2 separate regions of the Homo sapiens genome follow, and region 2 is linked to region 1. The links are chromatin contacts, found by Hi-C or POLR2A ChIA-PET in ENCODE. All regions are on one chromosome and are shown on one strand. Each heading gives the region's core, a stretch centred on a gene start or an enhancer-like site at or near the end of the contact. The rest is flanking DNA. Distances are from core to core; before and after follow the strand shown.

The links. A loop is a pair of places that touch in the nucleus more often than their neighbours do. ChIA-PET counts read pairs that join two places held with the same protein, here RNA polymerase II (POLR2A). Pooled maps may share reads with other maps.
Region 2: a map of dorsolateral prefrontal cortex shows a loop between it and region 1 (5-fold over the local background). The contact joins two enhancer-like sites. A Hi-C loop is called at or near these places in 6 of 168 maps with a recorded cell type or tissue (Ramos, dorsolateral prefrontal cortex, heart left ventricle and 3 more) and 4 of 50 pooled maps. POLR2A ChIA-PET finds 5 or more read pairs at or near these places in 2 of 52 experiments (OCI-LY7 and PC-9).

What each region holds. Positions count from the first base shown.
Region 1 is chr16:49,810,283-49,813,977 of GRCh38, reverse strand. The region is part of intron 1 of ZNF423 (zinc finger protein 423); the gene reads left to right. Among named protein-coding and RNA genes, the nearest start is that of ZNF423, 44 kb to the left of the region's middle. RefSeq lists enhancers at 2,573-3,518, 3,519-3,695. Within about 2 kb of position 2,202, at least 3 of the 41 ENCODE cell types and tissues checked have a DNase peak (open chromatin) inside an H3K27ac peak, as active enhancers do; they include psoas muscle, where a contact is called at or near this core.
Region 2 is chr16:49,774,934-49,778,825 of GRCh38, reverse strand. The region is part of intron 2 of ZNF423 (zinc finger protein 423); the gene reads left to right. Among named protein-coding and RNA genes, the nearest start is that of ZNF423, 79 kb to the left of the region's middle. RefSeq lists an enhancer at 2,279-2,790. Within about 2 kb of position 2,498, at least 8 of the 41 ENCODE cell types and tissues checked have a DNase peak (open chromatin) inside an H3K27ac peak, as active enhancers do; they include psoas muscle, where a contact is called at or near this core.

The DNA of each region.
Region 1 (3,695 bases), core at 953-3,452:
GTTTTCTTTTTCCAGCTTCTTCTGCAGGAGCCCACCTGGGGCCTCCCGGTTCTCCAAGGCATTTATAGGAGTTGGGGGGCGGATGTGGACCCCTGGCCCCTGTCCAAAGAGCTTTTGGCCTTTCCTGGGTGGCTTCTGAGTCAGCTGCAATGGCAGGACCATCTCCATGGTCTCAGCTGCTGTCTCGGCCACTGTGCTGGTTTCCTGTCCAGCAGGGTTCAGTGGTGCAGGTGACAGAAGCCAACTCTGGACAACTTAAGCCAAAAGAGACTTTAACAGGAGGCCAAGGGGGAGCCAACAGTGTGAATGCACAGAGAGATGGAGGCCTTGGGGCAGCTCTGGAGATGCGGGAGCGAGAGGGAATGGATGTTCTCTTCCGGGAACTGCCATGGGGCGGGAGTTTGTCACCTCCCGTGTCTCCTGCGTGGCTCTGCTTGAGGATCAATCCCTGGGCAGATCAAGCATGAGCCTGGGCCATGGCCCAGGGGAGGGCAGGGCATTTTGACTGGTGGCACATTGAGGTTAGGGTTAGGGGCGGTTCCTCAGGGCACGATTGGGGTGCTGCTGTTATCCGAGGCTGGGGCAGTGGATACCTGGAGGATGAACATGTCTGCTTGGCTGTCACTGCTCTCCTGGTGGCCTGTCCTGCCACCTCAGAAGGCTCTGGCTGCCTGGAGTCGGGGCACAGGGTGGGCTGGGGGTGAAGTGCGCCGTTGCCTGTTAGGCCAGCTCTGGGCTGTGGGGTTGGAGTCACCAAGGTAGACCTGTAGGGCACCAGGGTGGGTGGGGATTTGGGGGAAGTCCAGTCTAATGTCATTCATACGCACAGGGAAATGGGAGTTGAGAGAGAGCAGCAAGAACTTCCCCAAAGCCCCACCGCCTAGTAGGGCTACAACTAGGGGAGTGGACCAAGGTGGGAAGGCAAAAATGCAGCACCCCAAGGCAAGTGTGGGTGCCCCTGGTGGTGTGGCAGGGGGTTTAAGTAGAACACACACACACTTTTAAACACACGAATTGCTAATGAATGCACAAGGAGCAAAATTAGAAACTCCCCCAGCCACCCACTGTCCTCCCTGGAGGCCACTGCTGGTCCTAGTTTCTTGTGTCTGGTTCCAGGGCAATTTACGTGTGTTCAGACACATGAAAATTCGTGTATTTATCTCCCCTCCCCAACACAAATGGAAGTACACCATACAGCCCCTCACCCTTTCTCACTTTCCAGACTGTGAGAAATGATTCCAAATCAGCTACTTCAGTACTGCTTCAGGACTTTATTTATTCATTTATTTAGGTTTTCTGAGATGGGATCTCACGCTGTTGCCCAGGCTGGAGTGCAGTGGCACAATCACAGCTCACTACAACCTAGAACTCACAGGCTCAGGAGATCCTCCCACCTTAGCCTCCTGAGTAGCGCATGCCACCACACCTGGCTAATTTTTGTATTTTTTGTAGAGATGTGCTCATCATGTTGCCTGGGCTGGTCTTGAACTCCTGGGCCTCCAAAGATCCACCCACTTTGGCCTCCTAGAGTGCTGGGATTACAGGCGTGAGCCACCATGCCCAGCCCCCTTATCCCAGCCTTTATCAGTAGCGTTGACTATGCCCTCTCTCCCCTCTCATAGCCAGCCAGGCAGCAGGTGCCTGTAGCTTCTAGAAAACAACCAGGTAGATGGGGAATGTGGATGTGGGAGAGCCAGGACCCTCTAGCCCAGTGGCTTGGTGTGGGATTTTAAATTGCATAGGTCTGGATTTGAATCCCAGCTCTGCCACTTGCTGGCTGTGTGACCGTGAGCAAGTGTCTTAACCTCTCTGAGTATAGGTTTTCTTGCCTGTGCAATGAGGATGGTTGAGGACTCCCTGCAGGATCCCTAGGAAGGTGACACAAGTGCTCTGTGTGTGGAGCACCCCGCCTAGTCACCGGTGCTCAGCGGAGTTTTGATTGTGGTGGCACCAGAGGTCTGCTCCCTGTCACAGGCCTAGGGGCAGGAGGAAGGGGAGAGGAGAGCGGGACAGAGCCTGCTTCTCTGCCCCTGTGGCATCCATCCCAGATGAGCAAATGGCTCTCAGCAGGGCATGGGGAACGGAATCTCTTTCTGGCTGGCGGTGGCTGGCCAGCCTCAGGGCAGCTGCCCTGTTCCCAGATCTGGGGTTCCAGGCTGGGTGGCTGAGGCGGGCGGTCAGGCGGGGCCTGGGCAGCTGACAGGGCCTCTGGGGGCGGGGGTGGGGGTAGGAGGCCAGCTGTAGTCCTGGAGCAGCAGAGAGCCAACTCAGACTTTAACCCATTCCAGTCCTGCGGGGATGGCTGCTCTTCTGGGCCCGGAAATGGCTCCCTTTTCTTTCAGTAGCCTCGTTTGCCCTGTGAGCTCCTTGTCTGACCAGGGGGTCGGCAGCCTGCAGTGCAAGGACTGTATTTGGACTGCTAGAAGTTTGGTCAGCCTGTCTTAAAATTGGAATGGTTCCTATAAATATTCAGATCTCTGGCCTCCCTGGAGAAACCAGAAAATGGGACCCTGCTAAGCACACTCTGGGTGGCAGCGTGGGCTGGGTTGGGGGTAGAGTGGTGCCATTGTCTCCTCCACCCCCAGTGTTTATTTCTGGTACCTACCTATTTCCCCTGCGATCATTTGAGATCCCATCAAGGCCAACTCTAACTCCTCTCCTAGCTGAGCCTTGACTTTCTTGGGGGTCTCTCTACCGCTGCTTGGTCCCCTCCCATGCCGGGAGCCTCACTACCCCCAAGCAGACCTCCCCTCATTGCCTCTGCTGATAGCGTCCCATCTGTTTCTTCTTGAAATCGTCCCATCTGTTTCTTCTTGAAATCTTTCTGTAGTGCCTTCCACTGGTTGGTCCCGGTTTGACCCCTTGAGGCCACACAGCCAGCGCAGTCTGTCTTCTCTGTGACAGCCCTTCAGATGCCTGAAGACAGCTCTGAGGGCCCCCTGAGCCTGCCCCTCTGGGCTGAACAGCATCAGTTCCTTCACTTCCCCTCCCAAGATGTGGTTTCAAGACCCCCCATTACCCTGATGCCCCTCCTTAGCCACATCCTCGTGGGCCCGTGAACTTCTTGTGGCCGGACTCTCAGCGCTGCCCTGCACACCCCGAGGGCCTCAAGACCACTCAGACATGCCCCAGGTCCCATTTGTGTTGAAGGAGAGAAAGTGTAAATGCACAGAAAGTGTCCGGTAGGGCCGACTGCCCTCAAATACCCATGGCATTTCCGAGAGGGGCATTATAGGTGGTTTTATTTTTCCCTGAGTACTCACCTGTATTTATTTATTTTTCCTATAATCTGGAAGATTAAAAAAGTAACAAAGCAAAGGGCTTGCGATGAATTCATTTTAATCAACTCATGGCAGTTGTCTGTGGAGACGAGGCCCTGAGCTGGGAGTGAGGGGCAAGGAGGAGGAACAGGGTGGGGCTGTCCCTCAGGGAGCTCACAGCATAGGGGACCCTGATGCGCCCAGGGGTCTCAGCTGAGTCGGGCCCTCAGAGAGGATTATGGGGACCAGAGAAGGAGGCGTCTGTTTATCCAGGGATCTGGGAAGGCCTCTTGGATAGCAGAGGTCTGGTGGGGGCCTCCAACATGGCAGGGGTGTTTTGGGTAATGAGAGCAGCAGTGGCAGAGGTCCTGAGACAGGAAGGTGGTTGCCTGGAAGGGAGCAGGTGGGTGCATGGCTTGGAGCATCAGGAGGTAA
Region 2 (3,892 bases), core at 1,249-3,748, 35 kb after region 1:
ACACCATGTGGAGGGAAGTGCCATAGGAGCTTAGCTCTGAGCTTTGCGTCTGTATGGGTGACAGAGAAGGCTCAGATGGGCCCCTCCTTCTCGTCACATCGTCACAGCTTCCTGCCTTTCTCCCCACATCGTGACTGGCAATCTCTGGGCATGGCCACAGTGCCTGGGGCAATCCGCTTCACCTTCCTGCAGATTTGGGGTGGAACTGAGTCTGTAGGGAACCATTCTTGTTCACCGTGGTTGGTGAGGCATGGCTTGTTTCCCAAGTGGGGAAGGCCAGGTGGGGTGGGGGTTGGTGGGAGGTGGGCTGGGTCTGCTCTGAAAGGTAGAGGCCTGAGGCTGACCTGAGATCAGGTTCCTTCCTTGGGTGGGGCTGGACACATGGACTGTGCGGCCATGGGCCAGTGCCCATTAGGAAATGGCCAAAATCAGCTTGACCACACCACCTGGCGTGTGTTGGCTTCCTGGGTGGACACTCTGCAGGGCCCAGCTCCTGGGTTGGATATGGTCAATGGTGCCCTGCTGTAGACTGCAGGCAGCCCACAGGGGTTAGGCTGCTGTCATGTCAGCTGACATTCCCTTAACATTCTTGAATGTGCAGGCAGGTGCACACACACGCACACACACACACACTCTCACACACATGAGATTATGCTGAACCTGGCTATCTGATGCCTCTCTGGTTCAAAAAATTATTATTTTACCTCCACTGATAATTTGTTCTCCTTTGTCATGGTTGATTGCTTTAACTGATGGCTGCTGGCCATACGTGATAGTTAGCACATCAGACTCATGCTTAGTCTGGCAAATATGATATATTTTACTTATGCTATTCTACTTATCAAGGCTAAATGCCTTGCAAACCTGGCAAGCTTGTGGAGGCAGGGACAGTGCCTGTTTGCTTCCTGTCGTATCCTCAGCAATTATCACTGTCTTAACAATAACAATTAAAAAATAATAACCATCTAGTGAGCATCCACTTGGTGCCAGACAGGGGGCTGTGACATGCATTATCTCATTTAAGCCTTGTTAACCACAGTATTAGCATTCCCGTCTCACAGATGAGCAACTGAGGCCAAAGAGCTAAAGAGACTAGTCCAGTCTGCACAGCTAGTTGGGGTTTTGTCTGAGTCTAGGGCACGCTTTCTGTAGTTGCTAATTCACAGTGCCTGGGACTCAGTGGAGACTTACTGCATCTTGGTGGAATGACGGGCACTAGAATGTGCTGTAATCCCTAATGTCATTGCAGCGACACACCACTAGTGAGAAGCCACCAGGGTCAGTGTGGGAATGAGTGATTGCTAATGGGCAAAAACCTGTGAGTGCTCTTTGGTGGTGATGTGTAAATTCACAAGTCATTGTGTGTGCATGCATGTGCACACACAACATACACATATTACATGCACACCAACACAAGGATGCATGCACACATTCATACATATATATGCTCATACTCTCACTCAGTGCAAATGTACTCCACACAATGCACATGGACATTCACACACATGTAGGTACACATTTGCACACAATGCACATGTACCACCCATGCACATGTAAACACACACGTATGTGCACATTGGCATATGCATACTCCACACAATACACACATTCACATATATGGGCCTTCACATACATGTTCCTCCATACTACACACATATGTACGCACAGCCAAGTGCATGCATATGCATAATGCACACCCACACAGATGCCTGCAGACACAGGTATGCACACACATGCATAACACAGATGCACACCCATACGTGCATACAGGAGTGTGTTCACACTGCCAACATACCCATAGTGCGCATGTGCACACACTTACAAATGCATGCACATACAGAGGCATACACACATATGCAGCATTCACTCATCCACACCCAGGCATGCAAATGAGCAGAAAAAGCCTGTTTCTGGGCTGTCTCCCTTGAAGGATCAGGAACAGTGCCCAGGCGGGGTGTTCAAGATGTCCAGATTGTCTCCTTGCTCTGTTTTCTTTCTTCCATTTCTTTGTCGTACCCTCAGGGCCCTAGACATTCTTTCCATCCAAAGATTTGCACCCCTGCACTTGGGCCCAGTGCTGGGCTGACCCTGGTGTGGACCTAGACCCCAGTCTTGGTGCATCTGTCTGTTCGCCTGCCTGGCCTGCTGTGGCCTGCATGGGCCGCCCCGCAACCCCCAACTTGCATGTGACTTCATTTTACACCCTGCACCTGCCTCTTTAAGAGACCAGGGGCCTGGCAGGCCTGTCCCCAGGGTCGGGGCTGGGGGAGGCTGGACAGCTGCAGGTTGGGGGGAAGCTTTGTGAGCTCCCAGTGGCCTCTTGGAGCCTGGGTAATGCTGGGGAAACTGAAACAAAGGCCGACAATGGCCTCCTTCCCTCCCCGGGTGGCCTCGGAGCAGGGCCTGCCTGGGCGGCCTCTGGGGGCCCCTGTTATTTCCTGTGCTGGCTGTGGGGCTCCTGGCCAGCTTGGAATGGGGCAGGAAGCTGGGCAGGGCATCGCCTCCCCACCCGCTGGGCTGGCCCTCGCAGGCCAGAGTAGCCGCTCCTGGGAGTGGGGGTCGGCTCAGCGTTCCTGTTCTGTGACCGCTGCTCCAGCTCCGCTTGGCCTGGTCTGCCCTACTCAGGTCTGGCCAGGCCTCCCAGGAGGGAAACTCAGCCTTCCGTCTCCGCTGCCCTCTCCCTGCTGCCGACTCCATGTGCTCCCACCATCTTCATTGAGTCCATCTATGCTGTCACCTGAGCTCCTGCATCTCCTCTCCCTAAATGGCCCAAGCCTCTGTGTTCAGAGCCCTTGCCCCACAGAGCCAAGGACAGGGTCAGGCAGGGAGCATTTCATGGCTTATTAATTAATTCATTTGGGATTATGCTAGAGGTTAGCATAGGTTTGGTTATCAGGGTTAGGGTTACACTGAAGGTTAAGTTTAGCGTTAGGTTTACCAAACCCTGCAGACCAAAAAGACACGAGCGTTAAGGGCATGGGTTTTCAGGCAGATAGGCCCTTATTTCAATCCTGATTCACCACCAGTTATTCATCATAGTATTGTCAGGCGTCTGTGTGCTTCTAGGCCACAAGGGCACAGTTGGGTCCCTGACTTCCAGGACTCACATTCTAGAGTGAGGAGGCAGCAGTGGGCAGGTGAACACACACAGCACAAATTAAGTGTATTCACTGTGAGAATGGGCTTGACTCAGTGATTGCACCTTCCCAGAGCTCAGTTTTGTGATCTGTAGAATGGGAATAACAAAGCCCCTACCTTGTGGCACCATTATAAGGACAAGTGAGAGGGTACATGACATGTGTCCAGCATGGTGCCTGGCACACAGCATGTCCCCAATAAGTGCTAACTGTGATGATTACTAATGAAAGGCTGTCGAGGTGGCCTGTGGGTCAGTGGGGAGCTCAAATAATAGTTGAAGAGACTAATTATGTCAAAACCTAAGGGAAGGGTCAGGATGCCTTTGAGCCTCCTGGCAGCCAAGGCCCAAAGAGAAATAGAATCAAAGCTGCTTCTGTATTATGTAAGAGCTTGGGACAGACCAGTGTTTTCCCCCTGGCTTGGAATGCTGAGGAATTTATTCTGTGGATCCTCATTAATCAATGGACAAACAGCAGGAACCATCTCAGTAACAATTTGGCACACGATGCAGAAACATCTTTCTTAGAGTTCCTTCTTCAATTGACCCTGGAAAAATGCTCCGTGCCTCAGTGCACCACACAACCCTGGAGTTCCATGCAGTACAGCCTGGAGGGAGCTGGGCGGAGGCAATGCTGCCTTTGCTGGGCTGCGTCTGGGGGCTGGTGGGGCAGCTGCTGGGGTAACTTTCCTAAGTGCCTGGTTAAGTGCAATTGAATGGGTTTCTTTAAGGCAGGATCTCCAAGGGCCCTCAACA